Regions from separate parts of the Mus musculus genome. Here region 2 is linked to region 1. Evidence: chromatin contacts called from ENCODE Hi-C data. All regions are on one chromosome and are shown on one strand. The core of a region is the stretch at or near the end of the contact, and the rest is flanking DNA. Distances in the headings are between cores, read along the strand shown.

Region 1 (7,278 bases), core at 3,219-5,718:
GAATAGCAAGTAAGCCTGCCTCTGAGATCAAGTCCTGACTTCCCTCCATGGCACACTATAACTTTGAAGTAGAAGTCTAGTAAGTCAGTTTTTCCTTTAAGTTCCTTTTGTGTAGAGTGTCTTATCACAGCAACAGAAGGAAACTAGATCAACACAGTGCCAGATCTCCTGGGCCTAATGTAGCATTCCTGGGATGGCTTCCTAGAACTGGTCAGAAGATGGACCTCAGTACTAGAACAGTACCAGTACCAGAGAAAACCTAGGATGGTTAAGTCTGGTAGTGAAAGAGTAGTTATCACAAATCTCAGAGACATTCATGTTCTCAGATGGACTTAATAGCAAACATTTCCAGAGAAGTTTTAAGAGTCCATGCTGCTCTGTGGAATGATGGAGACCCTGTTGAGAAGTGTAGTCTGCTCTCACCAGAGAGAAGGGCCTCAGAATGTGGTGAAGCTCAGGGAAGATGCTGATTACTGAAGGCTGGGCAGGGTGGTAGGAATCTGTGTCTGTAGCTTGAAATCCCAATAGTGGGGTACAGAAAATTCTATCACAAGCAGTGGTCAGGAGAGAGTAACATCAAGGACAGTGGTCCACTGATGTGTAAAGGGTACAGAACCTGATGCCTGACTGCTTAAGGGGGCCTTGGGTAACAGGACACAAAGACGCTAAATACAGATGGATGGTTAGCCTACTCAGATGGGGCTGGATTTACAATATAGATAGTAAAGACTCTTATAGCTCCTGTCCTATGACAACCCCAGGTTCCTGTGCCCATGGTGTGAAACTGAAGCATTGGAGTTTGAAAGGTGGAGCTTCAGCTAAGGGCACTTGTTTTTCTAACAGAGAATCAGATTTGATTCTCAGCAACTGTTGGACCATGTTGAACATGGTCCTGTGGGAGATCATAAGTCTAGCTTGAATTTGAGATCTGCCTCAGTCAATCCCATATTGGGGTGACTCAGAAAGACTTGTTTGGCCCTGCCTCTGAGCCTCCACTGCTGATGTGAGGCTTTGCCATTGACCCGGTCAGTTACCCCTTACCCTCCACCCCCCTTTCCTGCCTCTTATGTCATCCCACACCACCAAAATTCCCCCACCTTAAACCCTGAACTTAAAATAAACAAGGGGCTGATGCTATAAAGTTGAGTTCTAGCTTCAACAAGACTCTGGGCAGGGTGTGTTTCTTATGGGCCATTCACATGCTCTATCCTGCTCAGCCCTGGACAGACCCAGTTGGCCTTGGTTCTCAGCTCTACCCTGGACCTGACAGCAAAGAGCCTACAAACAACAACACATGGTGGCTCACCACTGCCTACAACTTTAGTTCCAGGAGATCGGATGTTCTCTTTTGGCCTGCAAGGGCATCAGGCACATGTAAGCTGCACATACATACATGCATATGTACATACATTCAAAACACAAATGTGTATAAACATAAAAAAACCTTTGTAACTGAACTACCTTAAAGACATACCCCGACTGATGGATGTCCTAGGAGGGCAGACCAGGTCCCAACCAAGAGACACCACTCATCCCCACAGCGGGTGAATTCTTTCTCTCTGCACAGCTTCATTACTGCTCTGTAACTTGGGTATGAAACCCTAGACAACAATGTTCATGTATAGTGTGTTGTTTTGAATGAGCCTCTCCTCTATAGAGTAAGATGTTTGCTCCAATTTGTAGAAGCTGTTCGATTAGGTTTAGGAGGTGTGGACTTGCTGATGGAAGTATGTCACTGGGGGTGTGGCTTTGAAAGACATTCCCATTTATTCATTTCTGGACCTTGTCTGTGGTTTAATATGTTGGCTCCCATCTGGGCATCATATCACCTCGCTTTAATCCCAGCATTTGACAGGTTGAGTCACATGGTTCTTTATGGGTTTGAGGCAGACTGGTCTACATAGTTCTACGTCAGCCAGAACTACACACTGAGATTTTGTCTCTAAACCAAACCCAACCAAAAATATGTGGAGCCTCAACTTGCTGCTGGAGCCACCATGTCTGCCTGCTGCCATGCTCCCCTGCTGTGAGGTGATATTATCCTTGTGAAATATAAGTCTCTCCAAACTCTTCCTTTTGCGTGTTACCATGGTCCTGTGTCTTATCCCTGCCTAAGAACATAACTAATACCATTATCATATAAGTACTGGAGTTTTTACAGGTCAGAAAATCTGTGTTACACCTGTTACACTCTGTGCTTGGTGGTCAAAAGCAACCAGAGAAAATCCGTCTTTGAAGAGCAAGAGTACATCTGCCTAACAGAACCTATCACTTAGGCTATCTGTCAGCCTGAGGTTCCAGTGCGAGAAAATGTCCCTGGGTAGAGTTCATGCCAATTCCTAATTGCTTAGGCAGAAGACACCCTGACCCTCCTGCAGCAGAAAAAATGCACTCCCTTACAAAATGGGTCCTGGCATGGTATTGGGCTCTGAGAGAGAGAGCAGTCTCTGCTTGTAGGCTATCAGGAAAGGCATCATGAGCTGAGCTCTTTCTCATTTGAGTGTTAGGTGGACAGGTCACAGTCAGACAAGATATACCAGAAATATGACATTGCTGCAGGAACATAAGAAGTCACTTGTGTGTTAAGATCTCCCTGGGAGGGAGAGACAGGTACATTTGTCTGATTGAACATCTCCTGTTCCCTAGAAGGCTATAAATCTTATCTTGAGGAAATGACCCAGGTCAGTCCTCAAGTCAGCTGCCACCTCTCCCTCAGAAAGCATCCCAGGCTTCAAGGAGAGTCTTCTGTGTTCCATGGGACCCTAGGAATCCATTGGGTAGAATGGATAGATGAAGAGGCCTTCAACCCAGGACTTTCTCCTGCCAATTCTAGTTGACCTAGAAGCCAAAGGCAACACAGAACCCACTGCTGCCTGGGAAAGATGCAGTTTTCACAGTACTCTTGGAGACGTTCTGGGGGTGGAGGTGGGGGATAAACGGGATGGGCACCATTACTGGTTCATGGAAAGTACCCTGATCTGGGTTAGAAGACAAATCTGCTGCTCAGTCATAAGTTTGTTGTCTTCTGCTGCTCTCACACCAAATGCAGAACTGGGTAGTTGATGCTGAGAGATATACAGCAAAGCTTGCCTGATTGCAATCAAGATTTAGTGTCTTACATTTTCATAAAAAAGAACTCTCCCCTGTCTAATTACCAGCATTACCCAGGAGGTGGATGTTCCAGGAGGCCTGGGACCAAGGGCAGAAGCCTCCATAGGTCCCTCCCAGTACCGTTGCTAGGGTCATCCTCAGAAGATATAATTTTCCAGCTTCTTAAGGGCATTCTGGGGAAGGGAAAGTGAGGAAGGCCAGATGGGCAGGGAAGGGAGCTGAGCAGGCTGGTGGCTGATGAGCCACGTGTGCACTGAAGCTGAGCCTGGTATCACACACCTGTAATTCCTGCAGCTGGTAGACCAAAGGAGAGAAGGGATTATTTCAGTTTCTAGTGTGGGGGTGAATGAAGCCTTGAAACAAAATAAAAAGAGAACAAAAGAAGTGGGGAGGCTCCCTTGTCCCTGGAAGCATCTGCTGTGACCTCCTGGACAAATACCGTGGGTATGTGGGAAGAAAGTTCAAGGACAAAGAGTTTCCTGAATGGTGGAGGGCTCATGAGGAATCCCTTGGGAAGGCAGTCTCTAGCACAGCCTGCCTTAGGTCCAGGACAGCTGTCTGAAACTGTCTCCTGGTCTTGCACTGCTCCCAACATACCCAATCCTGGTCACTGGGTTTTAGGCTTCCTATAGATCCAGATGGTGCTGAGGGCATCACCAGGTACTCCCTTTCTGCCCCCTGCACTTTTCATTTCTGCTCCTTTCTCACACTCTAACTTTTCCCTTATCTCTTCAATCCCCTGAAGGCTGGTTCTGGGAAAGCCAGTGTTCCCAGTTGCTGTGGTGCTGGACTGAAGAGTGGGAAGCCCTGGAGTTTCTGGTACCCCAGACCTGGGAACTGACTTAAGCCAGTTTCCTGTTCCTAGCAGCAACCCTGCTCCATGTAGGCCATGGGAACTCACGAGCCAGCAGCTTGGTGTATCCACAGCTCAATAGAATTAACAGCCTCTGGATCATAGAATGATGGTGCTTGGTGTCTGCTGCCTTGGTCATGGTTCCTTCTGTCAGAAGATGTGACTGTGGCTGCAGGGAGAATGGGAAGTTAGCATGTCCCCTGTTGTGGTCCTAGTGTAGACTAAAGCAAGAGTTCCAGGCACCTGGCTGTGAATTCAGGCCTTCTGTACTCTGACCTTGCATCTCCCTAATCCACCTTTCCTTCAATTTCTTCTGGGATCCTCCACCTGCCTCCCTGTGGACCCAGGCCCCTCTCACACTGGGTCATAGGGAGATAACAACTGTGAGCATAGTCCTGTTCAGGGCTCCCATGCCCCAACCGAAGTCTCTTCTTCTTCTCACTCACCAACAGCTGCGCCCTCAGGGACTCTTGGCATCAGTGTGAGGAAAGTCGAAGAAAGAACAAAGTTGGTGTCTTGAGCAGGGGCTTCTAAAATCCCCAATCTGACTAGAGTTTGAATAATTTATGCGGGGCCACTCCCACAGCCTGAGTACCTGGAGGCCTTCCTGTGGTCACCAAACCTTTGCTGTAGCCACTCCCCCTGATTCTTCTCTAGCTTCACATACACCCCTAGTCTTGCTCCATCCCTCTAGGATCCCCTGAGACCCCCAGGCAGCTCTTCCTCACTTCCCTCTGTGCTTCCCTGCCTCTGTCTCATTTCTCCTCCATCATTTGCCCCTTCCCTATCACCCCCTCAAGTCTTTTGTACCCATAAATATTTGTTGTCTCTCTGCCTCCTCACCCCCAACTCTCCTTAGTCCCATCTCCATCAACTTCTTTATCTTCTCCCCTCCCCTTCTCCCTTACCTCTGCCCTCCCCCCAACTCCACAACCCCACTGCATCCCCAACCCCCCACCCTCTCCCCAGACAATTCCTATCTTGTGGGGAAGGAAGGCTGGTGCTTTTCAACTTAGCTCTGTGACAGGGGAATCTAAAGCCTTGTGGAAAGTTCTGCAATCGCAGTTTTCTTCCAATTAGAAGCAGCTCTGGGGCCAGAAGAGATGCTCAGAGGTTAAGAGCACCCACTGCCCTTTTGGGATCCAGGTTAGATTTCCTGCACTCACAGAGCAGCTCACAACCTTCTATGACTGCTGCTCCAGGGGATTCCAGGCAGGCTTTGGACCTCTGCACACACTGCATGCACATGGTGTAGAAACACAGAGGGAAAACACTCATGTAGCTCACTGGCCTGGACTGCCCGCGCTGCCAGGAGAGGCAGCTTGCTTCATGAAGGGGTCCTGGTGAGCACGGTAGCTGCCTTGGGGCTGCGATGCAGGAGACATTTTTCTGAGTCATGGCCAACCTCTTCTATCAGCTGCTATATGAGGAGTAGAACCTGTTTGACATCCCGTGGGAGGCTGAGCACCAGTTCCAGCAGCAGCTGCAGGGCAAGCATCCCAGAGAAGTGGAAGAGGCCAGCAGAGCTGGGAACAATGGCAGTTGTAACTAGGTTGTCACCTCAGGACACAAGTCCATTGAAGGTGGCCATAGGAAGTCTCAGAAGGAGCACAAGAGCCTCGCAGGGTCCAGTGCACAGCAGGCAGACAGCCTTGAGGGCCTGCAGCTGCCAGGCCAGAAGCAGACTCTTAGAAGAGGGGAGCAGGAAGGATGGAGTGACTACAGGGAGACAGACTTGGTGCTTCATAGAGCAGAGTGAAGGTCCTACAGGGAATACTGGACCTATGACACTGAGAGACAGGCTGATTTGACAGCGGGGAAGTTTACTGATGAAAAACCAGATGATAGGTTTGATCCGGACAGACCACTGAGAGGACAGGGTGGCCCCAGCAGAGACCTGAGGAACAGAGGTCTAGGTGGTCCTGGGAACAGAGCTTTTGACTCTTTTGACCAAAAAGGGAAAGAAGATTTTGAAAGATACAGTAGCAATGATAAAGCAAACAGAATGGAGGAGAGTGTGGGTGGCTGTGGCATTCCCCCCTGGGCATCAGGTAAAGACACTAGTGATAGCCACCTACACCCATGGAAGAGACCTGGCCGATGGAGGAGTGCCAGGGCACCCTGGATGAGGAATCTGCAGCCAAAATTCCTGAGCTGGAGGTAGAAGAGGTAAATCAAGTCCAGGAGACGACCTTAGAGGAGTGGAAAACCTTCAAGAACAAACCAGACCAAAGCATGAGTTCAATGTGCGGAAGCCGGAAACCACAGTTCCTTCCAAGGCAGTGGTGATTCACAAGTCAGATACAGAGGTGATAAGGACCATGAGGATGGGTCTCCTGTCTTCCAGAAAGCTGCCATTGACATCACAGCTGGAGGTTAACTTTGGTAACCTCCCTCGCCCTGGACAGGGAGCCAGAGGCAGCACCCAGGGAAGCCTAGGAAGAATCAGAAGAACTGAGAACTATGGTCTCTGAGCAGAAGTGGTGACCCAAGATGTTGCTCCCAACCCGAATACCCTGAGGACTTCCCTGCCCTGGCCTAACAGCCACTCCTCTGCAGCAGAGCAGCACTATGAAGAGACTTTTCTTGCAGCAGAAGAGTCAAGAAGAGTCGGTCTCTAAGAACAACAGCTACTGCTTTTCCCATGTCATGTGAGATTGTTGCACTTTTTGGCTCAATGGGATGTGGAGTTCCCATGAGGTCAGGCCCTTTCCCAGATGGAGACTTTTGTAAGGAATAAAAGGAATGTTAAAAATGTGTAAATAGGTTCTAACATTTCCATCACAGAAGTACAGAGTAAAGTAAATTAGAAAATAGAACTGCTGAGCATGGTGGCTAATGCCTTTAAACCCAGCACTTGGGAGGCAGCAGCAGGCAGATCCTGAGTTCAAGGCCAGCCGTCTACAGAGTGAGTCTTCAAAAACAAGACGAGAGTAGTCCTTTAGTGTTCCAGGACACATGGAGACATGGAGACCTGCTCACATAGAGCAGTCCTACCATAATTTTCATACCATTCACCAGTTACTGCTCAGTTCTGAGAAAATTCCTGAGTTGTGGTTTAGACATTTGGCACCAGGGACAACCACACTGAAGCAGAGGAAGTACTGGTTTTCAGTGGTGATTAAAACTACCTGGTGCAGTGTGGCACACATCCTCACTTAGTATGTGTGTGCAGACTTACTTAGTATGTGTGTGCAGACTTAGTATGCGTGTGCAGACAGTATGTGTGTGCAGACTTAGTATGTGTGTGCAGACTTAGTATGCGTGCGCAGACAGTATGTGTGTGCAGACTTAGTATGTGTGTGCAGACTTAG
Region 2 (7,324 bases), core at 4,067-6,566, about 19 Mb before region 1:
CTGTAGAGGTTTGTGTTTTTAGGGACAGTCTTAGGAAATCAAAGATAAGCAACAGTTCTTTCCCTTCCAAGGGAGAATGTCAAAACTGAGCCCCTGAACCTGTAATTTGTTGTCTTTCCTGGGGCAAGTGTTATTCATAAGCCCAGGTTTTTAAAGATTGCTTAAAAGGGCAGATGCTTTTTTAAGTGCCTTCCAGCCATAAGTAATTGATCATAATTACAGTCCCTACCCACGTGTAGTTAAGCCTCTAAGCTTGAAGGAGCACAATAAACATATTAGTTTTTTCAAAGTTTTAAGACTTAATTTAGATGGATTTACCAGAAAGAGAGACTTGTTTTTGTTGGTGTGAACCTCCGCCCCCCCCCCCCCCCAAGTTTGCAAAGCACCACTGACTTCACATTCTTTCTTACCTGGTGCGTCCCAGGCTTGATGAGCCAATAATGTCCTGCACACAGACTTGCTCTGGTTTATAGTTCGTAATCTTGAATTCTGGAGCCTTTGTCAGAATAAGACTGTACGGCCAGAGTGTTCCCCTTCCACAGGTGAGTTCTGTCATCACCTGAACCAAGACACAGAGATGGAGTAAAACTTGTTTTATCAGCAGTTTGTGCACCAAGTATATATTGAGGGCCTACCATGTGCTTGACAGCTTCTAGAAAAAAGACACAGGGCAGGGAAGTGAATGAGTCAGAGGGAATTCCTAAGCTTCTGAACTGTCTCTTGTTTGTTTTTGTTTTTTGTTTTGTTTTGTTTTGTTTTATTTTGTTTTGTTTTGTTTTTATCTGAGACAAGGTTACTCTGCGTAGCTCTGGTTGTCCTGAAACTCTGTCTGTAGACAAGGCTCTAACTCAGAGATCTGCCTGCCTCTGCTGCCAAGTGCCAAGATTAAAGGTGTGCACTACTACTGGCTAGCTTGCTGGCTTCCTTCTTTCCTTCCTTCTTTCCATTCTTTTTTAAAAATCACCTCTTTTAAAATGTATTTGTCTAAGCAAGGCATGGTGGTGCATGCTTGTAATACCAGAACTCGGGGGCCAGGAGAGGCAGGAGGTCAGGGTCATTCCAGCTGCTTGGCAAGTTCGAATCCAGCATGAGCTTCAGGAGACCATCTCCTCTTTATTTCAGTTATTACTTCCCTCAGTTATCCTGCCCAGCTTTACAAAGCCGCGCTTATGCTTGTGACAGTTTAATTACAGGAATTTGCTGATTGGGTAGATGAGACACGCAGAACACTTGTCAGAGTCACTCAATATATACAGTTAAATTTTCCCTTGCGGACACACAAGTTGACCTCTATAAAAAGGCCTTGACGAGTCACTAACATGTGCGAAAACTTGAGTTCCATTTATTTCAACGAGTGTTGAGGAAAGACCTCTTTTCTAAAAACTAGTTGTAGGAAAGACACCTGATTCATTGGTTGGCTACTCAGACAATTCTGCTGTCAGTGAAGGAATATCAGGATCAACAGAAAACTGGTATGTGTTCCTGTTCAGTGCACTGAGACATAGGTAAGTGTTACCTATGTCGCCCCAGACTGTAAGTTTGCTAGATTAGCAATAAAAAGGCTTCAAATTCAAGGAATAGCTCTGATGCCATGGTGATTGTCTGCCAGAAGATAAGGTTGTAATCCATAAATGTTTTGAGCACATTATTATTAGAGTATTTAGTCACAGTTTTAAGGGCAAAGAAAAATAAGATTTGTAGTGTTGCGATTATTTAAGGAAATGTTTCTCGTTTTCTCTTTTTAAAGTTCTCAGCAATGTGTAAGGAATATAAAAGAAGAGAAGTGTGACTTTAAGAACATCATATATTTATATTTTATTGTAAATTGTAAAGCCAGGATTTCAGAGGTCTTGATTCATGAGAGCCCTCATTAATAAATGTAACCTCCCCTCCCCAGCCTGAAACCTGTTTGCTCAGGTTTCAGTGTTAGAGAGCATTGGGGCGGAGCTTGCCGCCCTATCATCCTGCCACTCCCACTGCCTGCGTCCTAGCTGTTCCGGAGCCTTCGCGTGTTCACCTGCAACCTTACTCCACGATGATTTGGCGGGAATCGGGCCCCTTCCCCTGCTTCATAACTGAGTGTCGGAATTAGTAAAATCGAACCTTGATCAGAATGACTGCCTTGGTTTTATCATTCTCGCGTTCGCCTAGTCCCCTATTCTCTTCCAGATTCCAAGATGCATTTCCAGACTAGAACCCGGACATGTGAGCCGCTGGCCGGACACAACAAATAAACATGTTATTTTGTGGGTGAATAATCTATTGGGGGGTGCTTGCTTCAGTGAAAATGAGTAACGATGAGGTTTTAGCTCTGTGGTTGTATTCCTTTGTAAGTATATCATCATGGAAGTCATGAACCTCACTTGGAGTCAAGGAACATTGAGGTCTGTAAAAGGGAAACAGACACATCTGAGTAATTCTAGTGGTTTTCTTCTTGTTTAAGACTCAGGTCAACGAGTATCCACGGAGATAGATCCTTGTTTTAAAAAATAATGCTTCTCGTTTATTTCAGACCCACTGTTTAGATCTCTGACAGCCTTGAGCAGTTGGCAGTTGCCAGTATTTATGTCTACCAGGAGTGTGGGTAGGAAGTCTCATTTGCAGTACACCAATCTCCAAAGATTTCCTTTTGAAAACATTTTTTCTCCCTTCCTTAATTTTTACATTCCTGTCTTACTAGTGTTTAGTGGATAATTTTGTTGTTTCTGTGTTTTGAGGACAAAAATCTATTATCATACCAGAATGTTTGTTCTCAATTTACATATCAAATATGCCTTATTTTCTTCTCATTTAGATTTCCATTTATAACAGTTGCAGTTTTAACATACTTCACTGGAGATCCATTTATTTATAAATAGCCTATTGTACATTTGAACAAATAAACCAATAGGCAGTGTTTTCCTATTGTAAAGGAGTTTCCTATTGAAATCTGGAGTTCCAGATGCTGGTTAGCTTTAATGTGGGTGCTGGGTAATCAAACCTGGGTCCTCTGGAAGAGTAGCCAGTGCTCGGGGTGCTTGACCTAACCTACTATATTTCATTTATTCAGAGACATACTCAACAATCAACAGTAATAAAAAGCTCCAATCATAGTAGTCTGTGCACTGAATCGGTGGTGTGGGTGTCTCTCTTGTGTTGGGGGTGGGGGGGTCCAGCCCCAGGGCAGCTTCTAAGAGCAAATGCCATAAAAGTGTATACATGGGTGAGTACAGGAAATGCTGCTAGGTGGTCAGTTTGGGTCCAAGCCTATTGCAGATTACTATAGAACAAAGGAAGCAGTTCGATTGGCTTCTTTCATGATTGGTTTCCGAGGACACAACCAATAAGAATATGTAATCAATTCGGGCAGTAAAAGCAGAAACAAGGTATGAGAAAGTGTCCTTATAATAGTAGTTAACAGCACAAAATGGCAGGCTAGCCAGGTAAGAGGTTACCTAGGCCTTATCTAATCTGAAGTAGGCCTTCACATTCGATCTAGGCCTTAATAGTTTACCTGTACCTTAACAGCTAGCAGCTTTGCCCTCTGAGCCATCGCACATGCATGTATAGATGGATGAATATCTTTCTCTGTATTCATTCATTTATGAGATGCAAAGTCTCTGTACATGGTGCAAAAACATACAAGACAGACCAGGCCGGCCTCTCAAGTAAGTTCTGCCTCTGCCTCTCCCCAGTGCTGAGATCAAGACAATGTTTCTCTGCGTAGCCCTGGCTGTCCTGGAACTTACTCTGTAGACCAGGCTGGCCTGGAACGCAGAAATCTGTCTGCCTCTGCCTACAAAGTAGTAGGACTAAAGGCATGCCCCACCACTGCCCGGCAGTCTATTACTTTTAAATGCCAGATGAATCCATTCTTTTACATTTTCGGGTTGGTTTGTTAGTTGATTTTATGTTGTTTTTCTGGAAGTGTGGTGGCCTACCACCCACTCAAGACCAGGCATGAGAAATAAATAAGTAAAGATCTCTGAAACACAAATCTGGGGTTGGTACTAGCTGGCCATGGAAACACATACACACATGGAGTATTAAGCAGCTACATCCTCACCTGTGGGGGAGAGGGACATGAAACAGTTTCCACAGCCTTTTTATTGGTGGTGATGGTGATGATGGTTAGAATTCCTTGTTTATTTCTAAGAATCCCTGGGAAATATGATTTCTTTGATCTGTGTACCCTAGACTAACACACACACACACACACACATGCACACAAACATGGAGTGAGTGAGAGAGAAAAAGTAAGGAGAAGTGACATGAATTTTAGGAAAAAGAGATATTAATGGATTAATATTACTTCCATACATACAGACAGACAGACAGAAAAAAGAGAGAGAGAGAATTAGAGTAGAGCTGGGGCAGTTGTGGCACACACCTTTAACCTTGGGCAGATTTCTGCGTCCAAGGTCACCCTGGCTTACAGAGTGAGTTCTCTTTTCTCTTCTTTTCTTTCTTTCTTTCTCTCTCTCTCTCTCTCTCTTCCTTTCTTCATTCCTTCCTTCCTTTCTTTCTTTCTTTCTTTCTTTCTTTCTTACTTTCTTTCTTTCTTTCTTCCTATTATTATTTTTCTTTTTTTTTATGAGATAGGGTTTCTCTGTGTAGCCCTGGCTGACTTGGAACTCACTCTGGAACTCCAAGAAACTTTCTATGCAGACTTGGTTTCAGATACCTGTGGTTCCAGACTAAGCCAGCCTGCTCAGGGACATCACAGATAACTAGAAACATAGATTTCACCACCTCTTCATTCTATGTAACCAACCATGTAATATAGCAACACTGCACAAAAGCACTTGATAGTAAATAATTCAAAAGAATAAATTTATAGTTCTACTTTCTGATCATAAGAAAGATACTCAGTGAAAGCTGAAATGCAATCAGTCAAAAACTCTTTAATAAAATCCAAATGGCCTTCCTTATCAAACTTCTACAGACAACAGGACTAAATAGATCATGTTTCTCACTATTCAAAAACAAAAAGCAAAAATAACAGGCTAGGCAGTGCCTTTAATCCCAGCACTTGGGAAGCAGAGGCAGTCGGATTTCTGAGTTAGAGGCCTGCCTCACTCTACAGAGTCTCAACAAACAAAACAAAACAAAAAATAAAACAAACAAACAAACAAAAAGAAAGAACGAAAAGGAAAGGCAGAGTCAGGCTTTTACAGGTTTGAGGACAGCCTGCTCTACAAACTGTGTCCGACCCAAGACTGAAAGTCTCTGAGAGGAGTGGTCAGTGGGCAGGTCGCCTACAGCTCACAAAGGAAAAGGCAGAAGTGGTGTCAGGAGCTCCATCTGCTGGGGGACTCTGGGCTTGTCAGCTCTGGGTCCCAGCCTCCGGTCCTTGGTCCTCTGACTGCCGCCGGCAATCCCAGAGCTGGGAGCAGGGACCTTCGGAAGCAGAAGATAGGGCAGAGGGGAAGGAGCTGTGGGTTGAAGATGAGGCTCTGTTTCGGGCTTGGGGCTGCATGCTCACCCGGGGAGCGAAAGCAGCTGGAGGAGGAGTTGGCGTGGCAGGGCGAGCCCTGCCCGCCTTGTCACAGCCGGGCCAGAAAGCATGCTGGTCCAGGCAGGGTTTTAACCGCCGCCTCTGCTGCTGCTGTGCTGACCCACCCGTGCGCGTGGGAGCAGAGGGGGAAGGGCTCTGAGACGCATGGGGAATCTATGGTTTGATTTATGGCAGTGAATTCTAGAAGAGGTAGGGCTGTTGATCCAGGTGGGACCCAGGTCTGCTCTGAAAAACAGTGGCTTTAACTTCAAAGATAAGAGTCAAACCAAAAGTCCCCTCTAGTGACCATTTTACATTAAAAGTCGGTCACTCGGAGGAGCAAAAAGTCTGCCAAGGTCCCTTCTTAATTTCTACTGAAAGATTATGGGCCCTTGATCTAACTTCAGTCCAGTGGTCTAAAGTCAAACTTAGTGGGGGTCGTTACAGTCCATCCAATATCACGGAAAACACGAAACAAACACAAAACAGACACACACACACACACTGACAAATACCTGAAAACAGACACAAAAAACAAACACACACTGACAAACGGACAAAAAACAACTCAGAAATGCAAAAAAGTCAGGGAAGTGCTTAAGTCTTCCAATCTAGGAAGACTATTAACTCTTTACTTTCTGCCCCAGACAGACTCCTGGAGTCCTTCCTCTCGCTCAGGGCATCCCCCCAGAGCGAGCAGCAGCCCTTCTGCTGTTCACACTCAGTGCCTCATCCCAAGGTAGAGGTCTTCATTTCTCACGAAACGTAGAGGCTGCAAATTTCAGCACTGAACCTCGCCGGCTCACAGAAATATTTTAGACAAAAAATTTCACCTCCAAGTGGGTCTTCGGAGACGTGGGTGGTCACGCCAATCCCGGATGAACCCCCAAATGAAAGACTCTGAGAGGAGCCCCTTGCTCAGGCCTCAGGACAATAGCAGACACCCAAGAACTCAGGAGAGACCAAGCTTGATGTAAACCACAGGAGGCTTTATTTGGGGAAAGCCGGAGCTCTGGGGACAACTCATATCCCACACAGAGGTAGAGGAGTCGACCTCTAGGGGAAAGAGGTCCCAGTTTTTATAGGCCCTGGGGAGAAGTGGGGAGTAGGGGATTTCCAGATCTAAACAATGTCTATTCTCAAGAAATGGGTATGGGAGGGGTACAAAGAAAGAGTCTGGTGCAGGTGTATGTAGCAACTCAGGATTGGCTGGGCTGTGGTTGCTGGGGAGATTTTCTGACTCTTTCTCAGCAACCAATATCACAAACACCAGGCAGTGAGGTGCAGCAGTGGGCACACAACTGGGTTTAAGGAACGGTTAGAACATTGGCAGACACACGAATTCAAGGAGTGGCCAGAGCATTGTGCACCTCTATTTTTCTAAATCAGTGAAGCTAGTTCTGCTAACAGAGAAATCTATTTTGCCAATTTCAGGGCTTCTGTGACCTTTTACATTCTGTCAGGATCTTTCATTCCCCACTTCTTCTAGTTACTAGTTCTAATCTTAGAACTAAGCTGCAATCTCTTCTTCAAGGTTCTGCAGAGACTGGTATTGTTGTCTTAGTACTAACAGCTGGATGGCACCAATTTTTTCTCTAATAAAGGTCACCAATTTATTAAGATTTAGTAGGCCACACATCAGCAGTAAGAGCAAAATTATTAGAGGGCCCATCAGAGTAGAAATGAGGGTGGTCAACCAAGGGGGGTTTTATTTTTCAGGAGCTTGCTTTATGTGAGAGGCATGAATCTAAACAGAGATGCCTTTTACTTTGACAGCAGTGGGGGTGGTCAGCAGCACGATGTAAGGGCCTTTCTAACAAGGTTTTAGATTCTCAGCTCGATATCATC

Evidence for each region. A loop is a pair of places that touch in the nucleus more often than their neighbours do.
Region 2: a map of T-helper 1 cell shows a loop between it and region 1 (281-fold over the local background). The contact joins the enhancer-like site here to the promoter of 9230019H11Rik in region 1. A Hi-C loop is called at or near these places in 5 of 37 maps with a recorded cell type or tissue (T-helper 1 cell, T-helper 17 cell, T-helper 2 cell and 1 more).

The regions. Positions count from the first base shown.
Region 1 is chr10:3,117,031-3,124,308 of GRCm38, reverse strand. It overlaps 9230019H11Rik (RIKEN cDNA 9230019H11 gene), which reads right to left and starts at 4,468. Exons shown (of 6, transcript NM_001033977.2): 1 at 4,411-4,468; 2 at 4,013-4,133. The coding sequence starts at 4,103. It also overlaps the pseudogene Gm3318.
Region 2 is chr10:22,139,088-22,146,411 of GRCm38, reverse strand. E030030I06Rik (RIKEN cDNA E030030I06 gene) reads left to right here. Exons shown (of 2, transcript NM_001254745.1): 2 at 1,898-2,108. The coding sequence ends at 1,991. Among named protein-coding and RNA genes, the nearest start is that of E030030I06Rik, 6.5 kb to the left of the region's middle. Within about 2 kb of position 5,316, at least 1 of the 3 ENCODE cell types and tissues checked has a DNase peak (open chromatin) inside an H3K27ac peak, as active enhancers do.